Regions from separate parts of the Homo sapiens genome. Here regions 1, 2 and 4 are each linked to region 3. A link is a contact called in ENCODE Hi-C or POLR2A ChIA-PET data. All regions are on one chromosome and are shown on one strand. The core of a region is the stretch at or near the end of the contact, and the rest is flanking DNA. Distances in the headings are between cores, read along the strand shown.

Region 1 (5,661 bases), core at 2,694-5,193, 510 kb before region 3:
TCAAGCGATTCTCCTGCCTCATCCTCCCGAGTAGCTGGGATTACAGGCCCCCGCCATCATGCCCGGCTAATTTTTTTTTTTTTTGTATTTTTTGTTTTGAGACGGAGTCTTGCTCTGTCACCTAGGCTGGAGTGCAGTGGCGCAATCTCGGCTCATTGCAAGCTCCGCCTCCCGGGTTCACCCCATTATCCTGCCTCAGCCTCCCTAGTAGCTGGGACTACAGGCGCCCGCTACCACGCCCGGCTAATTTTTTGTATTTTTAGTAGAGACGGGGTTTCACCGTGTTAGCCGGGATGGTCTCGATCTCTTGACCTCGTGATCCGCCCGCCTCGGCCTCCCAAAGTGCTGGGATTACAGGCTTGAGCCACCGCGCCCGGCCTCTCTCATGGTTTTAATTTGCTTTTTGCTGATTACTGAGGAACTTGAGAATCTCTTTTTTTTTTTTTTTTTTTTGAGATCGAGTCTCACTCTATTGCCGAGGCTGGAGTGCAGTGGCACAATCTCAGCTCACTGGTTCAAGTGATTCTTTTGTCTCAGCCTCCCAAGTAGCTGGGACTACAGATGCCCACCACCACGCCTCACTAATTTTTTGTATTTTAGTAGAAACGGGGTTTCACCATGTTGCCCGAGCTGGTCTCAAACTTCTAAGCTCAGGCAATCTGCCCACCTCGGCCTCCCAAGGTGCTAGGATTACAGGTATAGGCCACCGTGTCCAGCCGACTTCATATCTTTGGCCCATTATTCTGTTGCATTGTCTATTTTTAAACTGATTGTAGTGGTTTTTAATATATTATGATTCTATATGTTCCAAATATTTTTTCCCATACGTGCCCTGTTTTTTTTTTGTTTTGTTTTGTTGTGTTTTTTAAATTTTTTTAAATGGTGCTTTTCAATTAATAGATGTTTTTAAAACTCTTAGGTCACAAAGTATTAGCCTATATTTTCCTATAAAATTTTTAAGGTTTTTGCTTTTATTCTCCTGGGATAGATTTTTTGTGTAATTTATGATGTGAGACAGCAAATCAAAATTATTTAAACTCATATATGTGGGTATTGCACCTAACCATATATATACATTCAGCCAGGCATGGTGGCTCACGCCTGGAATCCCAGCACTTTGGGAAGCCGAGGCGGGTGGATCACTTGAGGCCAGGACTTCAAGACCAGCCTGGCCCACATGGCGAAACCCCGTCTCTATAAAAAATACAAAAATTAGCCGGGTGTGGTAGCACCTGCCTGTAGTCCCAGCTACTTGGGAGGCTGAGGCAGAGAATTGCTTGGACCCAGGAGGCGGAGGTTGCAGTGAGCAGAGATCGCACCACTGCACTCCAGCCTGGGCAACAGAGCAAGACTCTGTCTCAAAAAAAAATTAACAAAGTATATATATATAAATATATGTATTCCAGTAACAATATAAAATGTAACATACATATATGTGTAATATAGTTTAGTTAACATGTATTACAAAGAAAAGTTAATATATTAAATAATACATGTTATATATTATCTATTACAACTTATCTTTTATATATACACACACACCCACACTCTTTAGTTAATACATATATTAGGGGAATATATAGATAGACCTCTAGATAGACCTCTTTCCATATCAGAAGATGTAGATTACCTTATATTAAAAAAATTTTTTTTGAGACAGAGTTTTGCTCTTGTTGCCCAGGCTGGAGTGCAGTGGTGCAACCTCTACTCACTGCAACCTCCACCTCCCAGGTTCAAGCAATTCTCCTGCCTCATCCTCCCGAGTAGCTGGGATTACAGGTATGCGGGATTACAGGATAATTTTGTATTTTTAGTAGAGACGGGGTTTCTCTATGTTGGCCAGGCTGGTCTCGAACTCCCAACCTCAGGTGATCCACCTGCCTCGGCCTCCCAAAGTGCTGAGATTATAGACATGAGCCACCACGCCTGGCCCCATATTTTAAATTATTTAATTTTTTTTTTCCCTAGAGATGAGTTCTTGCCATGTCGTTCAGGCTGGTCTTGAACTCCTAGGCTCAAGCGATCCTGCTGCCTCAGATTCCCAAAGTGCTGGGATTACAGGCGCGAGCCACTGTACCCAGCCTCCTCATTTTTTTAAACCATTGCGTTGTAAGATCATAGTGTGCTATGATTTCAACAGATTCCTACCAATAGACATTTAGGTTATTTTCAGTACTTGCTACTACACACATTGCCACAATAAACAGCCTTGGGTGCATATATAGTATACTCGTATTTCTTTTCTTCTTAAAAATGTTTTTTGTCTTACCAAGAAGCTTGAATCTGAAGCGCATACAGTGTGCTTTTACAAACATAGTTGTAGGATTAATGCTTAGATTAGAACCACTGAATCTAAAATATGTACATTTACATTTTTAAAAAAATTACCCTCCCAAAAAAGAGTGAGCCAATTTATATCCCCACCAATAATGTATGAGAATGCCTGTTCCCCTCTACTTTAACCTTTCTTAAATGTAAAACCAATCTTACTCCATCAAATACAGGCCATCAGAGCCTACCTGGAAACAGCTATGCATATGTTCCTGTCAGATAAAGCCATTTGAATCCCAAATGAAATTCCTAAAGCTAAAAGGAGATAAGGGTGCCTAAATCTGCTGGGACCAGTCAGATGTTGAGGTTTATGCTCTGCTGGTCAAAAATTACCTTACATTTTATTAGAGTTTACATCAGTTATCACGATTTCAGCAGCTGGTCTAACTCAGACTAGCGGAGACAATAAGGAGACTCATTAGCTCACAAAACAGGACGTTTGCAACACGGTTCAGCTTCAGGGCTGGTTGATGTAGTGGCTCAAGCCGCTAAATTTCTCAAGCACCCAAAATCTTTTCTTCTCTTTCTCTGCCATTTGCGGAGGTGGCTTCATCCTTCATTCAACCATCCTAAGGTAAGATGGTTGCCAGAGCAATGGATATGATATATGATACATTTCTGTCTCATGCGTTGTGTGAGGAGACCACCAAACAGGGTTTGTGTGTGCAGCAAGGCTGTTTATTTCACCTGGGTGCAGGCGGGCTGAGTCCGAAAAGAGAGTCAGCAAAGGGTGGCGTGATTACCACTAGTTCCTTTAGGTTTTGGGATAGGCGGTGGAGTTAGGAGCAATGTTTTGCAGGCAGGGGGTGGATCTCACAAAGTACATTCTCAAGGGTGGGGAGAATTACAAAGAACCTTCTTAAGGGTGGGGGAGATTATAAAGTACATTGATCAGTTAGGGTGGGGCAGAAACAAATCACAGTGGTGGAATGTCATCAGTTAAGGCTATTTTCACTTCTTTTGTGGATCTTCAGTTGCTTCAGGCCATCTGGATGTATTCGTGCAGCACAGGAGATATGATGGCTTAGTTTGGGCTCAGAGGCCTGACAATTTCCTATTCATGCTTTCTTGTGGTTTGCTTTGCTTTTGCTTTTGCTTTTGCTTTTTTTTTTTTTTTTTTTTTTTGAGACAGAGTCTCACTCTGTCTCCCCAGGCTGGAGTGCAGTGGTGCAATCTTGGCTCACTGCCACCTCTGCCTCCCAGGTTCAGGCGATTCTCCTACTTCAGCCTCCCTAGTAGCTGGGACTACAGGCCTGCGCCACCACACCTGGCTAATTTTGTATGTTTAGTAGAGACGGGGTTTCGCCCTTTAGGCCGGGCTGGTCTCGAACTCCTGAACTCAGGTGATCCGCCTGCCTCGGCCTCCCAAAGTGCTGGGATTACAGGTGTGAGCCACTGCTCCTGGCCTTTCCTATGGTTTTCTAAGTGTGCGTGTGCATGCACACACACACGTGCACGCACACACGCACCCTCTGGCATGCATCTCCTTGGCCCAGGTGGGCCCAGATGGGCCCAGGTCTGTCCACCCTGAATATACCATGATCAGGGTAAAGTGAGTATTGCACAGTCAACTATAACATTCACTACTGTGCTTCCATTTTCAAAGACTGAAGCAGAGACTACCAGAAGTCCCGCCCCCCTCAAAGCCATTCTACCCTCTTCCTGTATCTGATTCTTCCTGCCATGTGACATCCAGAATGAAGACATTTCCTAACTTCCTGTGTTATTAGGGATGGCCATGAAAATAAGTTCTGGCCAAGCTGAAGTAGCCCATGCAACCTCTTGGAAGTGTGTGTGTGTGTGTGTGTGTGTGTGTGTGTGTGTGTAAGAGATGGAGGCTTGCTCTGTTGCCCAGGCTAGAGTATAGTGGCATGATTACAGTTCACTGCAAACTTGAACTCCTGGGCTCAAGCGATCCTCCGGCCTCAGCCTTCGAGTAGTTACGATTACAGGGGTGAGCTACAGTGTCCAGTCCAGGCAGTTTTCTTAAAGGGAGAGGGCAAACATTTATCTTTCTTTTCTCCCTCCTGCTGATAGGATGTGATATTGTGACATAATAAGAAATAGGCCGGGCATGGTGGCTCACGCCTGTAATCCCAGCACTTTAGAAGGCCAAAGTGGGCAGATCACTTTCGGCCAGGAGTTTGAGAGCAGCCTGGCCAACACAGTGAAACGCCGTCTCTACTAAAAATACAAAAGTTAGCTGGGCATGGTGGCACATGCCTGTAATTCCAGCTACTCGGGAAGCTGAGAAGGAGAATCACTTGAACCCGCGAGGCGGAGGCTGCAGTGAGCCAAGATCGCACCACTGCCCTCCAGCCTGGGTGACAGAGCGAGACTCTGTGTCAAAAAAAAAAAAAAATAGAAATATACATTTTGATCTTTGTTGCCCCTGGCTTCTGGCCAGAGCTCCTAAAACCTTTGCAGTTTCTAAAGCAAAAAATGTTAGGAGCATCTTTCGTTCTACCATTTGGTCTTTGACCCTGTCTCCTAATACGAGCGCCTAATCCTTTGGAATTTTCTGGGTGACAGGAAGACCTATTGTTCTAATGAAGCCAAACTTGGTGGGCTCTTGGATAGCTTCAGGATGGGGGCTGGTCACCAGAATGACCAAACCATGATTAGCATCCTGAAACTTTCAGCCTCACCCTCCGTCTTCTGGGTGAGGGGAAAGGGCTGGAGATTAAGTTAATAATGGATCACGCCTGCATGAAGAAGTCTCCATAAAGGCAGAGTGTGGGGACTCAGTCTGTAAACCTAGCACTTTGGGAGGCTGAGGCAGGAGGATCACTTAAGCCTCTGGAAGTTGAGGCTGCAGTGAGTCGTGATCATGCCTCTGCACTCCAGCCTGAGTAGTGACAGAGCAAGATGCTGTCTCAAAAAAAAAAAAAAAAAAAAAAAAAAAAAGGCTGGGCGCAGTGGCTCACGCCTGTAATCCCAGCACTTTGGGAGGCCAAGGCAGGCGGATCACCGGGTCAGGAGATCAAGACCATCCTGGCTAACATGGTGAAACCCCATCTCTACTAAAAATACAAAGAAATTAGCCTGGTGTGGTGGTGGGCGCCTGTAGTCCCAGCTACTCCCAGGAGGCTGAGGCAGGAGAATGGCGTGAACCCAGAAGGCGGAGCTCGCAGTGAGCCGAGACTGCACTCCAGCCTGGGTGACACAGCGAGACTCCGTCTCAAAAAAAAAAAAAAAAAGAAAGAAAAAAGAAAAGAAAAAGAAAGAAGGAAAGGCCGGGCGCAGTGGCTCACGCCTGTAATCCCAGAACTTTGGGAGGCCGAGGCGGGCGGATCACGAGGTCAGGAGATCGAGACCATCCTGGCTAAC
Region 2 (5,611 bases), core at 2,248-4,747, 700 kb after region 3:
CTTTATATTTTTGTGTATCTGTTGTAGGCTTTTTGATATGAGTTTAGCATGAGGCTTGCAAATACCATCTTATAACCCATTATTTTAAACTGATGACAACTCTGATTGCAAAAACAAGCAGAGAAAACTAATACTCTAACTTCATCCCTCTGATTTTTAACTTTTTGTTTCTACAATATTTATATCTTATTATACTATGTCTTAAAAAGCTGTAGTTATTATTTTTGATAGGTTTGCCTTTTAGTCTACTACTCAAGATATGAATAGTTTACATATTTGTAGAGGTGCCACCTTGGTGATCTTGGGTACGATCTTGGAGAATTCCCTGGATCACCGTTAGCAGTGACGAGTCTGTACAGGTCTGCAGCAACTCGATTCTTGCCTCCTCAGAGGAAAGAATTTGGCCAAGCAGCATAAGGCAGAGTGAGAGACCAAGGCAAAGTTTAAAGCAGGGGTAAACGTTTATTAAAAAGTTTTAGAGCAGGAATGAAAGGAAGTAAAGTACACTTGGAAGAGGGCCAAGCGGGCGACTTGAGAGATTCAAGTGCCCCGTCCGACCCTTCACTGGGGGTTTCTATACATTAGCATGGTTCTGAGGTTTGTGCCCTCCCTTGATTTTTCCTTGGGGTGGGCTGTCTGCATGTCAGTGGCCTGCCAGCACTTGGGAGGGGCCGCATGTGCAGTGTGTTTACTGAAGTTGTGCGCATGCTCATTTGAGGCATTTTCCTTTACCAGTCGAGCCTTCCCAGAGGAAGGTTATATACCAGTTAAAATCTGCCATCTTGCCTCTTACTATGTATGCATGAGCCTGCTTGCCCAACTCCTGAGATCTTATCGGGAAGCTGCTGATCACCAGCTTCAAGTGTTTTCTATCTTTTTTTTTGAGATGAAGTCTCACTCTGTTGCCCAGGCTGGAGTGCAGTAGCGCGATCTCGGCTCACTGCAACATCCGACCCCTGGGTTCAAGCGATTCTCCTGCCTCAGCCTCCCGAGTAGCTGGGAGTACGGGCATGCGCCACCACGCCCAGATAATTTTTGTATTTTTGGGTAGAGATGGGTTTCTCTGTGTTGCCCAGGTTGGTCTTGAACTCCTGGCCTCAAGTGATCCATGTGCCTTTGCCACCCAAAGTGCAGGGATTACAGGCATAAGCCACCAAGCCCGGCCCAGAAATGTTTTCTTTTGGGAGGATTTATCTCTTAATCTTTACCGCTTGGCCTTGCCAACTTAATTTGCAGATTAATTCCCCCCAAAGACAGATGGGGAATAACAGAAATATTTAAGTGTTTGACAGCTTCCTCTTAGTAACGTTCTCCTAGGCTTCATTCCAAGATATCAAGAGAGGTAAACATTTTGCAGTCTTCCAGAGAGGAGCTGAGGTACACGGGAAAAGTTTCATGCTCATGTTACAACTGTAGTGACCCACAGTTTTTCAGGGAGTATAAGAAAAAGATAACACCCAGTGTCAGGCCCTTATAAAGCCTCAACTTTCAGAATCCTTTCACAATGTTAGATTTGCTGATCAATGAATATATAACTGAACATTAAGAGTAATAATGGGGCTGGGTACGGTGGCCCATACCTGTAATCCCAGCACTTTTAGAGGCCAAGGCAGGAGGATCACTTGAGCCCAGGAGTTTGAGACCAGCCTGGGCCACATGGTGAAACCCCGTCTCTATAAAAAATACAAAAATTAGCCGGGTGTGGTGGTGTATTGCCAGTTACTTGGGAGGCTGAGGTGGGAGGATCAGCTGAGCCCAGAAGTTTGAGGATGCAGTGAGCTATGATTGTGCCACTGCACCATTCCAGCCTGGGTGACAGAGTGAGACCCTGTCTCAAAAAGAAAAAAAAAAAAGACTAATAATGGCAAACATTTACTTGGCATTTACCGTCAGTCAGCCACAATGCTGAACACCATGATTGTCTCAGCTAAAGGATACACCACCTCTCTGATAGTTAACAAGTAACTGATCATTAACTGAGTGCTTACTGTATGCCAGCCATTGGTTTAACCTCATTAGATATGTTACCTCATTTCATCCTCACACAATCCCCAAGGAAGGATTATTATCATCCCTTTTTTATAGATGAGGAAGCTGAAACTTAGAGAGGTTGACTTGCCCAAAGTCACTTAACAGCTGAGAATATCTGTGGAGGGAAGGCGAAATCCCATGCCAGGCAGCCTGACCTCAGACCCTGCACTCTCAGTCCCCAAGCCGTGACAATATTTGAAATGTTCTGAGGCTACTGATATAAGAAAAAACAATTTTTTTCCAGACAGAATTTTGATTCTTTCACATCTGTCCTATTGCTGGGCAAAACCTCTTGTGTGTTCTGTGATTGGATCTGCTTTCAGAGTGCTGAGAGCTCTGTGCAGGGGAGAAAATCCTTCAAAAACCTAGGAGAATGATAATAAAAGCAATAGTGATAATAAATGATAATGATAAGAATTATAAAAATATAAATTTTATAAAATTATAACATATAAGTATAAAATTTACAAAATATATACTTATATAAAAGATAAATATATATAAGATAAAATATAAATACATATATATTTTATAAGATAAATAAATAAATAAATATATTTTTGAGACGGAGTCTGGCTCTGTCGCCCAGGTTTGAGTGCAGTGGTGCAATCGCGGCTCACTGCAACCTCCGCCTCCCAGATTCATACAATTCTCCTGCCTCAGCCTCCTGAGTAGCTGGGATAATAGGCGCCTGCCACCACGCCTGGCTAATTTTTTGTATTTTTAGTAGAGACGGGGTTTCACCATGTTGATCAGGCTGGTCTCAGACTCCTGACATTGTGATCCGCCCGCCTCGGCCTCCCAAATTGCTGGGATTACAGGCATGAGCCGCCAGACCCGGCCTATATGTATTTTATATATATCAAGTATGTATATCTGATATATATATATAAAACAAAGTATATCTATTTTGTAAATATATATTTATTTTATAAAAATATAAAATATAAATAATACATCATAAACGATAGTAAAGATAATAAACACAGCGCGGCAGCCCCATCCCCTTTTTCTACTCACCCCTAAAACAAATCCGTATAAAAATCAAGTTTATTAAGGAGCAAGTCCCACCCTTTTTATTTAGAAGCCAGTGTCTATAGGATCGCTCTTGGCTATTGTTGGATTAATTCCAGGGTAGGGGAAAACTCCAGTTTTTGAGCCGGACACGCACTCCTGCTTTTCAGGACCTTTTTAATTTTGATGTTTTCAACTTTTAGGCCCAGGGGTCCATGTACAGGTTGCTATATAGGTAAATTGCGTGTCACGGGGGTTGGGTGCACAGATTGTTTCGTCACCCAGGTACTAAGTGGAGCACCGGATAGGTAGTTTTTCAGCCCTCACTCTCCCCACCAGAGTCAAGCAGCAAAAATGCTAGGCCTTGTGGGCGGGGCCGGGGTGCCCGCTCTTGCCACTGGTCCAATCACAGCGCGGCGTTCCTCCTGGCCGGCCGCCGATTGGTGGTTGCCATAGCTCCGGGCGTTCGCTTGCAAGATGGCGGCGGCGGGGCAGTGGCTGCTGCGTTTTCGTGTCTGAGTCCTTCCTGGGTTCTAATGAGGGCGCGGTTCTGCTGTGCCCGGCCCGCGAGGTCTAAGGCATGGGCTTCCAGCCTCCGGCCGCTCTTCTTTTGAGGCTTTTCCTTCTGCAGGGCATCCTGAGGCTTCTGTGGGGGGACCTGGGTGTGTACGGCGCGGCAGTGACCTCGGTGGGCCGGGGCTGAGGGGACTGGGCGTTAAAAGGGCCAGACTTGGACTCCCCCGGGAGCTTCGGGAGTCGACAACGCCAAAGCAAGCCGCCACACACACCTTAGGCGGTGATTCTTCCACTGCTAACCCCTCCTTGTCCCCTTTCCTTCCCGCCTAGCTTTCATCCCTCCTTTTATCCGAATGTCCGGCCCTGCGGTCAGCGCGTCCCTGGTCGGAGACACCGAGGGTGTGACCGTGTCCCTGGCAGTGCTGCAGGACGAGGCGGGTAAAGTCCGGCCCTCTTTTGGGGAGGGTGGGGGTTGGACTGGATCCAGACCTCCCAAGGAGCCTGGAGAGGTGGCATCCTTGGGGCCCCCTGCCTCTGTTCTCTGCAAAGTCGCATGGGGAGAAAAGGATCGGGCGGCTGCTGTAGGCCAAAGAGGACAGACGGACAGGTTCGAAGAAAGCCTGAAATAATAATGGTTAGCATTCATTGAGCTAACATCGTGCATCATCCCATTTTCCTAGTAAGAACAGTAATATCTTTTCATCCCCTTTGACCAAGGAAGAAACAAGTTCAGAGAGGTTGTCACTGTCCCAGTGTCAAGCAGCTTGTAAAGGGCCCAATCTTAGGCTGTAATGTGAGTCCATCCTAGGCAGTCTGACTCAATGCACCCCCTGAGCTGCTGGACCTTGCTGCCTTTGCATGCTGGTCTTCTTTCTTTAGGAATATTGCCAATTCCGACGTGTGGAGTGCTGAACAATGAGACGGAAGACTGGAGCGTGACTGTGATCCCCGGTGCGGTAAGGCCAGAAGTAAACCTTCTCTGTAGCCTGTGAAGAGGCCCCCAGCTAGGGTTTCTGCAGTGCTCTCTTTATTTAACAAGGCATGGCTTTCTCCATGCTCTCAACAATCATGAAATTGTGGGCTGTTGGATCTGGTAGACACTTATCCAGCCCACGGGTTCCTTACCCTGGGGTTAGGAGTCCTTGGATGTATTTCAGTGGGTCTGTGAACTCTATGAAATTGTATGTAAAGTTCTGTGTGTATGTGCATTTTTCTGATGAGAGGGTCACCAGTTTCCTTTAGATCATCAAATGGGTCAGTGATTCAAAAAAGCTTTATGCCAGGCATCGTGGCTCACGCCTGTACTCATAGCGCTTTGGGAGATTGAGGCGGGAGGATTGCTTGAGCCCAGGAGTTCCAGACCAGCCTGTAACATAGCGAGACCTCGTCTCTACAAAACAATTAAAAAAAAAATTAGGTGGGTGGCGTACACCTACAGTCCCAGATACTTGGAGGGGGGTGGGGTAGCTGAGGCAAGAGGATTATTTGAGCCCAGGAGTTCAGGGCTGCAGAGAGCTATGATCGCACCACTGCACTTCATCCAGCCTGGGCAACAGAGCAAGACCCTGTCTCTTAAAAAAAAAGAAAAAGCTGGTCAGGCGCGGTGGCTCACGCCTGTAATCCTAGCACTTTGGGAGGCCGAGGAGGGCGGATCATCTGAGGTCAGGAGTTCAAGACCAGTCTGGCCAACATGGTGAAACCCATCTCTACTAAAAATACAAAAATTAGCTGGGCGTGATGGCGGGTGCCTGTAATCTCAGCTACTTTGGAGGCTGAGGCAGGAGAATCACTTGAACCCGGGAGGCAGAGATTGCAGTGAGCCGAGATCACGCCACTGCACTCCAGCTTGGGTGATGAGCGAGACTCCGTCTCAAAAAAAAAAGCTTCATAACCACTGATCTTGCCCAACTCTGAGCTTATGTGTAAGGATACTCAAACCTGGAGAGATTAAGCATCTTCTATTTAATAAGTGTTTATTGGATACCTAGTATATGCAACATCAATTCTGGAGAGAAAAGGACAGGAAAGACAAGCTCTGCTTGTACCCCAG
Region 3 (5,676 bases), core at 2,271-4,770:
TCTGAGCCCAGAATCTGTGTTCTTCACCCCTAAACTAAGATAACATTCAATATAGAAAATGCTACCAGGGGCCAGGCATGGTGGCTCACACCTGTAATCCCATCTGGGCCTCTTGGGAGGCCAAGATGGGCAACAGCTTGAGCTCACGAGTTCGATTCCAGCCTGGGCAACATGGCGAAATCCCGTCTCTACTAAAAATACAAAAATTAGCCGAGCATGGTGGTGCACGCCTGTAACCCCAGCAACTCAGGAGGCTGAGGCAGAAGAATCACTTGAAACTGGGAGGTGGAGGTTGCGGTGAGCCGAGATTGCGCCACTGCACTCCAGCCTGGGTGACAGAGTGAAGGAAAATGCTACCGGGAAGTGTTCATCTAAGGAAAAGGGTCCCCAGCAGAGGGCTGGGCCGTGTGGCAGAGGTGATAAGACTGCTGAGGCTAATTGCTGGCAATGACAGCAGCTGGTGCCAGCTGACATTGGCTCCAGGCACTTACATGCGTCAGCACTCACCAGAGCCCTATGAAGTAGGTCCTATCATTATCCCCATTTTACAGTTAGGAAAACTGAGGAACAGAGAGATTAAGTGACCTGCCCTGGGTCACAGAGCTAGGTGACCCACAGAGTTGGGTCACAAGCTGGGATGTGAACCCTGGCCGTCCAGTTCCAAAATCTGTACTCTCAACTCCATAGCTCCAACCCTTCAAAACAGCCTCTCCAGGAGGTAGGCACAACCCCTACTAATGCTGAGAAGGGGTCTGAGATGCAGAGGGGGAATGGAGTGGGGGGATATAACAACCTCCAAGCCTGGGCCCTGCTTTCACCCCCACACCTCCAGGCACACCGAAGCCCATCGCAGAGATGACAGTTGCTTAGTCAGCAGCTGCCCCTCCAAAGACGGTCAGGGCCAAGCAGGGTCAAGGGCAAGGGGAAGTGGGTAGGATGGTCGGACACCCTCAGCCCAGGTCCTGGCTCCCTCCCCAGCCCTGCCTGTGCTGCCCACGCAGGCTCCTGTCTGCTGCAATGCAGAGGCCGTGGGGAGCGAGCGAGTGGGTGAGCTCCAGTCAGAGCCCAGGGAGGGAAGCTCCTGGCCTGGTGCCATTCCAGGCCTCCCAGCCAAGCCACTGCCGGCTGCACCAGGTGCTGCCAGCCGCCTCAGCTGCTGCTCTCCTCGTGGTGGGCACATGGGGTCCCTCAGTCCCCAGAAAGGGGCTCGGGCTCAGAAGTGGAACAGGAGGCAGATCCGCAAGAGACTCAAAACCTGGACAGCAGCCCAGGGGCTTGGCTGACTCTCCCAACCTGACTCCCAGCCTCTGGGGGAATTCCTTCCCCATCCCCCAACAGCCCAGGGTACCAGTCATGCCCCCCGCCTCCAGAAGCCTATTTATCTTCATCAGAATAAACAAAATTTCAAACACTCATATCGCAGACTACCAAAGCCACATTTTGCAGATGGGGAAACTGAGGCCCACAGAGGGAGGGGGTGAGGCTTGTCTCAGGTCATCCACCAGGCTGGGGCAGAGCAGTGCTAGCACCTGGGTCCCTGCCCCCAAGCACTAGTCCTTCTACCACAGACTCCTAGCAGAGTGGACTCCAGCCCCGGGTCGGGTTACAGTCCTCGGTGGGGACAGTTACTCCGTTATTTTTAAAGCTACTGGGCAGAAGCGTGACCACCAGCCAAGGCTGCTTAGAGGCCTGTCACCGCTCTCCAACTGCCTGACTCAGAGGATGCGCTGGGCTCGGCCAGGTGGAGCTGGAGGGCAAATTGTGAGCACATGGGTGACCTGCTTGGCCTGAGGGACAAGGACAAGGTGGTGGCCAGAATAGGCCCCACCCAGAACCGGACAAGGCCCAGGAAGACAGGGGTGGCTCGCCCTGACTCCGTGCACTAAAGAATGGCACAGGATAAGCAAGTGGCCTTGTCCCCACCAGGGGTCTTGTCAAAGGCTTTTCTTCCCAGGGTAGGAGACATTGGTTGGGGTATCTCTAGGCATCAGCTGCAGAGAAGGCCAGAAGACGATAGATAGCAGTTATTATGACGCTGCAACAGAGACCCTTTGCAGAGAAGGCCAGGAGACAATAGATAAAAGTTATTATGACACTGCAACAGAGACCCTTCACCGGGCCCTACTATGTGCCTGGCACCTCCCAAAGCAGCCAGGCCTCCCCACTTCCCTGGGAGGACCCTGTGGTCATCAGCTTCGTTTTACAGCTGGGGAGACAGAAGAGGTTAAGTGACACGCAGAAAAAGGACGAAGGCAGGATGGAGACCCGCATCCAGGGTCTCCAGGATGGAGACTCGGGGGTCCCCTGTCCAGGCTATTCAGGGATTGCAAGAAAAGGGGCCAAAGAACTTGGGTGGCCCAGTGGCCTCGGTTCACCCCTGACATGGTGAGCTTTTTACCCCGGTGTGGGCCCAGACCCAGATAAGCCCATTCCATTCGCTGCGCAGCAAAGCACTGACTGACAGAGGCCTGCTGGGTGGGAGGGCCTGACTGTGGGGGTCCCTGGCTCTGGGGCAGGAGCGGGCTGGGTCTGCGTGGGTCCATCCTGATTTCATCCCTGCTGAGCCTCTGGCAGCCCACGTGGGGCCCAGCCTCACTCTGGGACTTGAGAAGCTGTCTCAGGTGCTCTCAGCTCTAGGAGAGGCAGAGAGGCGCGAGGTGCCCTCCCTCCAAGCCTCCTCTTGTCACCCGGCCCTGCACTATCCGGAAAAGGGGAATGGGCAGAGGCGGGGATCCTGTCAGCCCAGCTTAAAGCTGTCTCAGTTAATGTCAGGCCGGGGGAGGAGGCTTTTTTTTTTTTTCCAGAGGCCCAGAAATAAAAGAGGCTCCCCTGGGAACCTACAGGCCTCACTGCCAGCGTGGATGGCGGGGAGCAGCGGCAGCCCACTGGCCTGCTGAGGAGACTGAGAAAAGGGCTTTGCCCAGGTCAGCAGGAACAGGCCAGATCCCCCAGGCTTCTGCCAAAGCCCTGGTGCTCAGGATCCCTGGGAAGCCCTGACATGGACAGTGGGAGCCCTCAGAAGGCGCGCCAGCCCCGTCCTGGGGGAACGACAGCCATCCCAGGATCCTCCAACACCTCCCACATTTTCCAAGAGGCAGCGGCGCCTTGGGGGTTAAAAAAAATGGCAACATTCGCCCTACGGGCGCGGAAAGGATGCTGCAGGGATGGGGGCTGGGAGCTGCGGCTGCGGGCTCCGGGAGGGCTCCAGGGAGGCTCCCACCTTCAACCGAGATGCCTATTCCCACCGAGGCAGGGGTGCCCAGACGCCCCCCAACGCGTGCCTGGCCTGGCACCCTGGCCTGGAAAGGTCCCAAAACCAGGGGTCTAGGGTGCCTTGCCCTTACCTGTTACCTGGCACCAGGTGAGCTCTGGGAGGGGGCGCGCAGCAGGCTCGGGTCTGGGGTGCAGTTTCCGCGCTGCTCATTGAAGACTGCGCCGGACGCGGTCCTCGCTCCGCTCTTCCCGCTGCTCCTCCCCGCCTCCCACCCGCGCTGCGCCGCTGCAAGGTCGGAGCTGAGACTGGCGTGCGTTGAGACAGGCTGATGGACGGGGCGGGGCCTCAGTGACGGAGGGGGCGGGGATCCTGGGGCAGGGACCGGCGGAGCCTCCCGGGAGGGGCGGGGCCTCAGGAGGAGTGGGCGGGCTTTCCTGGACGGGGCGGGGCCCCCGAGGAGGGGGCTGGCGAAGCCTCCGGGTGGGGACGGGCCTCCTGGGGGCGGGGCCACAGCTGGCCACCTGCTCACCTGTGGCAAACTCCTCCCACATCTGGCCAACCAGGCCCTCCACACTGCGTGCTGGCCTCCACCTGGAGCCACGGGCCCATCCTGAGGGGACGGAAATGGTTTCACCTGAAGGAGGCCAGCTTTTTAACTGGCCTTTTTCCCTGGAGGGACAGCCAGCCAGTCCAGGAGGGTGGGTTATGGTCCTCATTCATTCACTTATTCTTTCATTCGTTCACCCAACAGATATTTATCCAGTGCCTACGGCGTGCCATATGCCCTTTTAAGCATTTGAAATTAAACAATTAACAAAACAAGATCCTTGCCCTTCTGGAGCTGACATTCTAGTGAGGGTGTCAGACAACACATATAAGCAAATGAGATATATTGGAAGGGAATACATTTTACGGAGAAAATTGGTGCAAGATCAGGGATTCGGGGCATTGGAGAGGGGAGGCAGCGATATGTCCTCAGTGACTGCCAGGTGCTGGGAACACAGCTGTGTGTGAAAAGACAGAAAACTCCCAGCCTTCATGGCGTGAAGGGGACAGAACATCAGCAAGTAAGTGCATAAGGCCATTCAGGTACTGGATGCAGTAAAATAAATAAAATTGTGTAAGTGAAAGGTGAGAAGGCGTGAGCCACGGGGAGGGAGGAACATCCTACGCTAAGGCCTGCAAGTTCAAAGGCTCTGAGGTGGGAACCAACTTGGCCACTTGAGGACCAGAAAAGGGTCCATGTGGCCTGAACCGTGGGAAGTGGGTGGGGGAGTGGACTTACGGCCCAGAGGGGCAGCAGGTGGGGCTAGAACTGCCCACATCCCTGGATCCTCTGATCAGAGGCTTTGTTTTTTCCTGAGACAGAGACTCCAGGATGGAGTGCAGTGGCGAGTTCTCAGCTCACTGCAGCCTCTGCTTCCCAGCTTCAAGTGATTCTCCTGCCTCAGCTTCCCAGGTAGATGGGATTACAGGTGTCCGCTACCACGCCTGGCTAATTTTTGTATTTTTAGTAGAGATGGGGTTTAGCCATGTTGGCCAGGCTGGTCTCAAACTCCTGACCTCAAGTGATCTGCCCTCCTTGGCCTTCCAAACTGCTGGGATTAGAGTCGTGAGCCATGTGTGCCCAGCCCTGAACAGAGGCTTTTTGGAGCACTCTCTGAATTGGAAATGTCCTCTGCTACTTGGTGGGACAGCTTCTTTAGAGGGGAATTTGTTCAGAACTTACAACACTATGTTTTTTTTTAACCCAGAAGGAATTTCCTCTACAGATAGACTTGTGCAAGGGAGCTAAGGTACTAGCTTAAAGGTAGTTACTACAGTAGCAAAAGTCTGGAAATAACCTAAATACCCTTCCATAGGGAACTGGCCAAATAATTAGAGAACACCTGTTCAACAGAATACTCTGTAGCCAGAAAAAAAAAAATAGAAGACATAGAGTTATATAAAGGTATGGAATGACCTCCTAAATGTATTGAGTAAAAACCAAGGAGAGAATAAAGTTGAACCATGTTACTATTGGTGCAAAAACAAAGGCAAATATCTAATTGTACTTGAAGACGATATCTTGGATGGACTGTCCAAAAAGCAGGAGTCACTCAGAGCTGGGCTCTGTCATTTATGCTGTGTGACCTTAAAGAGGTGACTTTGCCTATCTGAGCCTGTTTTCTCATCAGAGAAATGGGGTAATAAAGATATCGACTGCATCAGGTAAAGGTAAAATGTGACAAGGCCAGTGAGGGCAGCCCCTGGCATGTGATAAACTTTCAGTAAAGGAGAACAAGGATTATTTTTAGGAGAGATGGGATGACTGAACCTTTATGTAACTACTAGCATAGTATAGCAAAAATCAACAGGAGCTGTCAGAAATGTGAAACGGACAGAAACAATTCGGCCTCATCACATGCTATTTCTTCACATGGATGTTGCTTTCCAGCGATCAAGTTTGCAAGCTCTCCAGT
Region 4 (5,357 bases), core at 927-3,426, 540 kb before region 3:
AATACCTACCCAGGGTCCCACCCGGTTTCAGTTTTCCCCTTTGAACTAGGTCTAGTGGGAAGATGTACTTAACTGCTTTCTCTGAACCTTAAAAATCGGGCACAAGCCTTTGGCCAAGCAATTACCCACTTCAACTTTGCTTTAATGTAGACCAGCCTTGGGGCCAGGTGCGGTAGTTCACACCTGTAATCCCAGCACTTTGGGAGCCCAAAGCAGGTGGATGACTTGAGCCCAGGAGTTCGAAATCAGCCTGGGCAACGTGGTGAAACCCCATCTCTACCACAGATACAAAAATTAGCCGGGCGTGGTGGCGGGCACCTGTAATTCCAGTACTCAGGAGGCTGAGGCACGAGAATCGCTTAAACCTGGGAGGCCGAGATTGCAGTGAGCTGAGATCACGCCACTGCACTCTGGCCGGGGGGACAGATTGAGGCTCCCTCTCATTGATTGATTGATTGATTGATGGATGGATAGACAGACAGACAGACTAGCCTTGCTTTTTGCCACAGATTCCCTATACTAATCGAATAACTAAGCACCTGAAGTCAGAATACCTGAGTTCACATGCTGGTAAAAGGTATTCTGACTTCAGGTGCTTAGCTGTATAACCCTGGTCAAGTTACTTGACCTTTCTATGACCCTCCTGCCGAATGCACATGACGACAGCACGCTCACTGGGTTAGGGTTGATTAAATGAAATAAAACACATAAAAAGCTAGCCCAGAGCCTGGCCACAAGATGCCTTCAATAAATGTTCATTGTTATAATTTACAGAGAAAAAAAGGCCCCAAGTCTGAGAAGCGACATGCCTGGGGATTCTTGCTAAAGGTTATCATTAAATCTAAAAGTCAAACAAACACATTCCTGACTCTGGGATACTCTCCTGATTCGTGGATACCATCGCTAACAGTAGTGACACAAATCAAATAATAAGAACAGCCAGAATCATAACCCTAATGACAGCAGTGGCCACAGCACTTAATACTTATAGAGCTGCTAGGGGCCACTGTCCTAAAAGAGGAAGAAGGCCAGGCTGCTGAATCACACACACACAATTACAGAATCTTCTCCACCCTTTGTTTTAAAAAACAGTTCACTGGCGCCCAAGTTTTGCTAAAAACAGGTATCTAAACCGATGACGGACAACGTGTAATTTCTTCATACCAAAGAGGTGGGGCTGTGCAGGGAGGAGGGGGTGGCGCTCGGCTCCTGCCAGATGGAAAAGCCACATGAAGTGGAGAAACAGCCGGATTCAGGATTCACCCCCGAATCAAAACCCGATTTTTGAAAGGCAGGACCTTCCAATTCGGGCAATCGCTAGGTTCTGCTTGTAAAATAACCTCTGAACAAGTGTCATCTGCCTTCCGCGCCAATCCCCTGCCGCGGTAGAAGGTTCGGATTACCGGGCAGCGGTGTGATTTCGGAAACCCGAGAGCGATCTGGCCACCTCCAGCCTTCCCCGGTCTCCGAGAATCACAGCCCCACTTGAGAGGAAAACAAAAGCCGGGGCAGCGGGGGAGGCCGGGCCAGGGTGCCCTCCATGCCGGATCGCGGGCGCCGGGCACCCGGGGCCTGAGGAATGCTCAGGTGACAGGCGCGGCGCCCGGGGCAACAGGTCCCGCCCGGCTTCGGCCTCCCGGGGTCCGGCCGATCCCACATCCGCCCCGGGGCCCAGGAGAGGGAGCGGGGCGCCAGGGAGAGAGCGGCGCCTGGGGCGGCGCAGGGGCAAGGAGTCCAAGCTCCATCTTGAGGCGGGCGGAGGAAGCGAAGGCCCGGCTCGGCGCTGACAGGGCCGCCACTTTTCCAGCTCCGGAGGAGCCCCCCAGGGACCCCCGGCCTCCGGCGCCGGCCACCCGAGACTCCCGCGGTCCCCTCCCGGACGGCTCCGGCGCGCGAGGCTCGGCCCCGCTCCCGGACGCCGGGCTTCGACCCCCGACCCGACCCTGGGCGGGCCCCGCAGGCCGGGAAGCCGGCAGGGGAGCAGGGGGTGCCGGGAAAGGGAGAGGGCCCGCGCCGCCCCCTGCTCACCTCCTCGGACGCCGCCGGTCGCCGCCACCTGTCCCACTGCAGCAGCAGCAGCCGCCGCGGCCGCCGCCTCCCGCCTCCCGGCTCGTCGGCTCGGGGCGGGGGAGAGCGTGACGCGCCGCCGCCGCCGCGGGGCCGGGCGGGCGCGCGCTGCCAGGAGAAGACGCCGCGCGGCTCCTCCCAGCGCTCCGCCGCCGCGCCCGCCCGGCCGGCCCGGCCGGCCCGGCCCCTCGAGTCCGCACCGGCCCTGCGGCCCGCGCCCGGCCCCGCGCCGCCCCGCCGCCTCTTTGTCTGCGCCCACCGCGGCCCCGGGAGGACCCTGGCCCCGGCGCGCCCGCCGCTCCGCCCTCGAACCCTCCCGAGCCCCGGCTTGGGGAGCAAGGTGCGAGGGAAAACCCACAGGCCTGCTCCGAGGGGCTTCTCGTCATTTCTGCAAAGTGTTCCCAGAATTTGCAAGTCACACCCAAGAGCCCCATTCAGCCTCGACCTCAGCCCGCTCTTTGGGGCTGATTCATTTGTTTGCCCTCCCCTTCCCGCCAGACAAGGGTGAGAAATCCTTTGAAACAGGCTGCAAGGCGCTTCCGAAGCAGGTTAAGTTGGGGATTGGGAAGGATCATCTCTGCCCTCGCCTCCCTCCAGGGAAAGACCCTGGATGAGGCGTCCCTGGAGAAAATGCTGAAAGGAACTGTAGAGCAGGTTAAGCTTGGGAAGAACTGTATCTGCTCCCCACTTCCCTCCGGGAACGACCGCGGGTTAAAAATCCTTTGAAACGATCCCAGGGTTTGCTCCGTTCGTTTGAGAAAAGCCCCTTTTATTCGCCCTGGCTGCTTGGACGGAAGCCCTGGTTAGTGTCCCATCCTCCTTCCCCCCTGGGATTTCCTTTAAAAGCTTTTGAAAGGGACAGGAGGGAAGGCTGCAACAGCCTGCTCGGGGCTGGGGTAGCAGAGGGCGGCCAGCATTTCACTCCCATGGACCATGGCAACCCCAGAAGCCTTACATCTCCAGGGAGGAATTTGCAGCTGTCGGGGAAGCCCAGGATTTTGTGGTGGATAAGGGGGCAGGGGCTTCCTCCTCCTTGCCAGTAGAAGAGAATAATCGGCGGGTGACCCCTCTAGCTGACCTTTATTCAAAGCACCGTGCTGCCTGGACCAGCAGGAAGAGGGAACTGCTCTGGTAATGCACGAAGTTCTGAACTATGTAAATTTGTCTCCTGGCCCCTCCTCTCCATTCATGTCTGAAATCCCTCGAAATGCTGTTACCTAATTCAACATCGCCCTAATTTACAGGCTGCAAGGTCAGGTGGTGGTGGTACTCCTGAAATCCCATATCCATATTCCTAATCTGAAAGGCGCGCCTCACCCCCTAATCTAAACAGTCTTCAGCTGTAATCAGCAAGCTGTGGAATCATAGATGTCATAGGATGAGGCACAGACCACTTCTAATGGGGGAGTTCAGCTAGGAACACTTATGGGCTTGTCTTTTCTTCTCTACTCAGTAGGCTGAGCCTGTCTTTATTAAAAATATTGTTTTGGGGCTGGGTGTGGTGGCTCACGCCTGTAATTCTAGCACTTTGAGAGACCCAGGTGGGTGGATCACCTGCAGACAGGAGTTCAAGACCAGCTTGGCCAACATGGTGAAACCCCGTCTCTAACAAAAAATACAAAAATTAACTGGGCATGGTGGTGCATGCCTGTAGTCCCAGCTACTCGGGAGGCTGAGACACGAGAATTGTTTGAACCCGGGAGGCGGAGGTTGCTGTGACCAGAGTTCAAGCCACTACACTCCAGCCTGGGTGCCGGAGGGAGACTCTGTCTCAAAAAATATATATATATATACACATGTATATATATATGTATATATATGTGTGTGTGTGTGTGTGTGTATATTTGCTTGTTCTCATGGGTTATTCTATGTCATTGTCATGTTCATCATTTGCTTATTTATTTATAATTATATCATTTTGTTCATCATGGAGTCTTGGCGTTAATTTTTTTTTTTTTTTTTTTTTTTGAGATGGAGTCTCACTCTGTCGCCCAGGCTGGAGTGCAGTGGTGCGATCTCGGCTCACCGCAAGCTCTGCCTCCCGGGTTCACGCCATTCTCCTGCCTCAGCCTCCCGAGTAGCTGGGACTACAGGTGCCCGCCACCACGCCCGGCTAATTTTTTGTATTTTTTTAGTACAGACAGGGTTTCACCGTGTTAGCCAGGATGGTCTCGATCTCCTGACCTCGTGATCCGCCTGCTTTGGGCTCCCAAAGTGCTGGGATTACAGACGTGAGCCACCGTGCCCGGCCATTAATTTTTATTTTTTAAAAAATATATCAGCCGGGCACAGCGGGCTGATCACGAGGTCAGGAGCTCGAGACCAGCCTGGCCAATATAGTGAAACCCCGTATCTACTAAAAATACAAAAATTAGCCGGGCATGGTGGCGCATGCCTGTAATCCCAGCTACTAGAGAGGCTGAGGCAGAAGAATTGCTTGAACCCAGGAGGCGGAGGTTGCAATAAGCCAAGATAGCACCACCGCACTGCAGCCTGGGCGACAGAGGGAGACTCTATCTCCAAAAAAAAAAAAAAAAAAAATTAGCATATCGCAATATTGTTTACCTTCACTGCCTCCTTCAATTGTGTGAGCAAGGCCTGGTCTCAGCCCTACTACCAGGGCATTGACAGGGCTCAGACCCCAGGTGGCCACTGTTAGGACTCAAAGTTCCTCCTTCAATATTTACATTCTGTTTTTAGATCTAGCCACTGTGCTTTTTTTTTTTTTTTTTTTTTAAGACTGAGTCTCGCTCTGTCGCCCAGTCTGGAGTGCAGTGGCACCATCTCGGCTCACTTCAACCTCCGCCTTGCAGGGCCAAGCTATTCTCCTGCCTCAGCCTTCCAAGTAGCTGGGACTACAGGCACGTACCACCATACCCAGCTAATTTTTTGTATTTTGGGTAGAGAGGGGGTTTCTCTGTGTTATCCAGGATGGTCTCAATCTCCTGACCTCGTGATCCGCCCACCTCGGCCTCCCAAAGTGCTAGGATTACAGGCATGAGCCACCGCGCCCGACTGCCACAGTGCTTTCTTAAATGCATGTCTTCTGTAAATATGAGAACAGCTCAATTGATGAGACATTGGGAGGTGGAAGGGATGTTGCAGAAGTAGAATGCAAAATAAGAGCTCTCAAGTCTTCATTTTACAAAGCGGGGAGGTAGGTAAATACCTAGGGTTTTGTTTTCTGTTTTTTTTTCCCCAAAAAATTAAGGTTTAATGATATCATTAACGTAACCAATAGGAATAATTAAAAATAGTGGCAGGATTGTGTGGAGAGGAGAGGTAGTCGT

What was found. Hi-C counts contacts between places; a loop is a spot of excess contacts on that map. ChIA-PET counts read pairs that join two places held with the same protein, here RNA polymerase II (POLR2A). Pooled maps may share reads with other maps.
Region 1: a loop to region 3 is called in a pooled map, with 3 times the contacts of the local background. The contact joins the enhancer-like site here to the promoter of ABCB9 in region 3. A Hi-C loop is called at or near these places in 2 of 50 pooled maps. POLR2A ChIA-PET finds 5 or more read pairs at or near these places in 3 of 52 experiments (Caco-2, T-cell and activated CD4-positive, alpha-beta T cell).
Region 2: a pooled map shows a loop between it and region 3 (4-fold over the local background). The contact joins the promoter of TCTN2 here to the promoter of ABCB9 in region 3. A Hi-C loop is called at or near these places in 1 of 168 maps with a recorded cell type or tissue (naive thymus-derived CD4-positive, alpha-beta T cell) and 5 of 50 pooled maps. POLR2A ChIA-PET finds 5 or more read pairs at or near these places in 1 of 52 experiments (OCI-LY7).
Region 4: a loop to region 3 is called in a pooled map, with 3 times the contacts of the local background. The contact joins the promoter of CLIP1 here to the promoter of ABCB9 in region 3. A Hi-C loop is called at or near these places in 7 of 50 pooled maps. POLR2A ChIA-PET finds 5 or more read pairs at or near these places in 2 of 52 experiments (GM12878 and activated CD4-positive, alpha-beta T cell).

What each region holds. Positions count from the first base shown.
Region 1 is chr12:122,450,113-122,455,773 of GRCh38, forward strand. No RefSeq gene overlaps it. Among named protein-coding and RNA genes, the nearest start is that of CLIP1, 30 kb to the left of the region's middle. Within about 2 kb of position 3,944, at least 7 of the 41 ENCODE cell types and tissues checked have a DNase peak (open chromatin) inside an H3K27ac peak, as active enhancers do.
Region 2 is chr12:123,667,616-123,673,226 of GRCh38, forward strand. TCTN2 (tectonic family member 2) reads left to right here and starts at 3,498. Exons shown (of 18, transcript NM_024809.5): 1 at 3,498-3,707; 2 at 3,892-3,999; 3 at 4,441-4,517. The coding sequence starts at 3,626.
Region 3 is chr12:122,962,943-122,968,618 of GRCh38, forward strand. ABCB9 (ATP binding cassette subfamily B member 9) reads right to left here and starts at 3,521. Exons shown (of 12, transcript NM_019625.4): 1 at 3,345-3,521. RefSeq lists enhancers at 2,162-2,969, 2,970-3,775 and a silencer at 3,540-3,829.
Region 4 is chr12:122,420,493-122,425,849 of GRCh38, forward strand. CLIP1 (CAP-Gly domain containing linker protein 1) reads right to left here and starts at 2,177. Exons shown (of 26, transcript NM_001247997.2): 1 at 2,029-2,177. RefSeq lists silencers at 1,474-1,873, 1,894-2,243 and an enhancer at 3,353-3,452.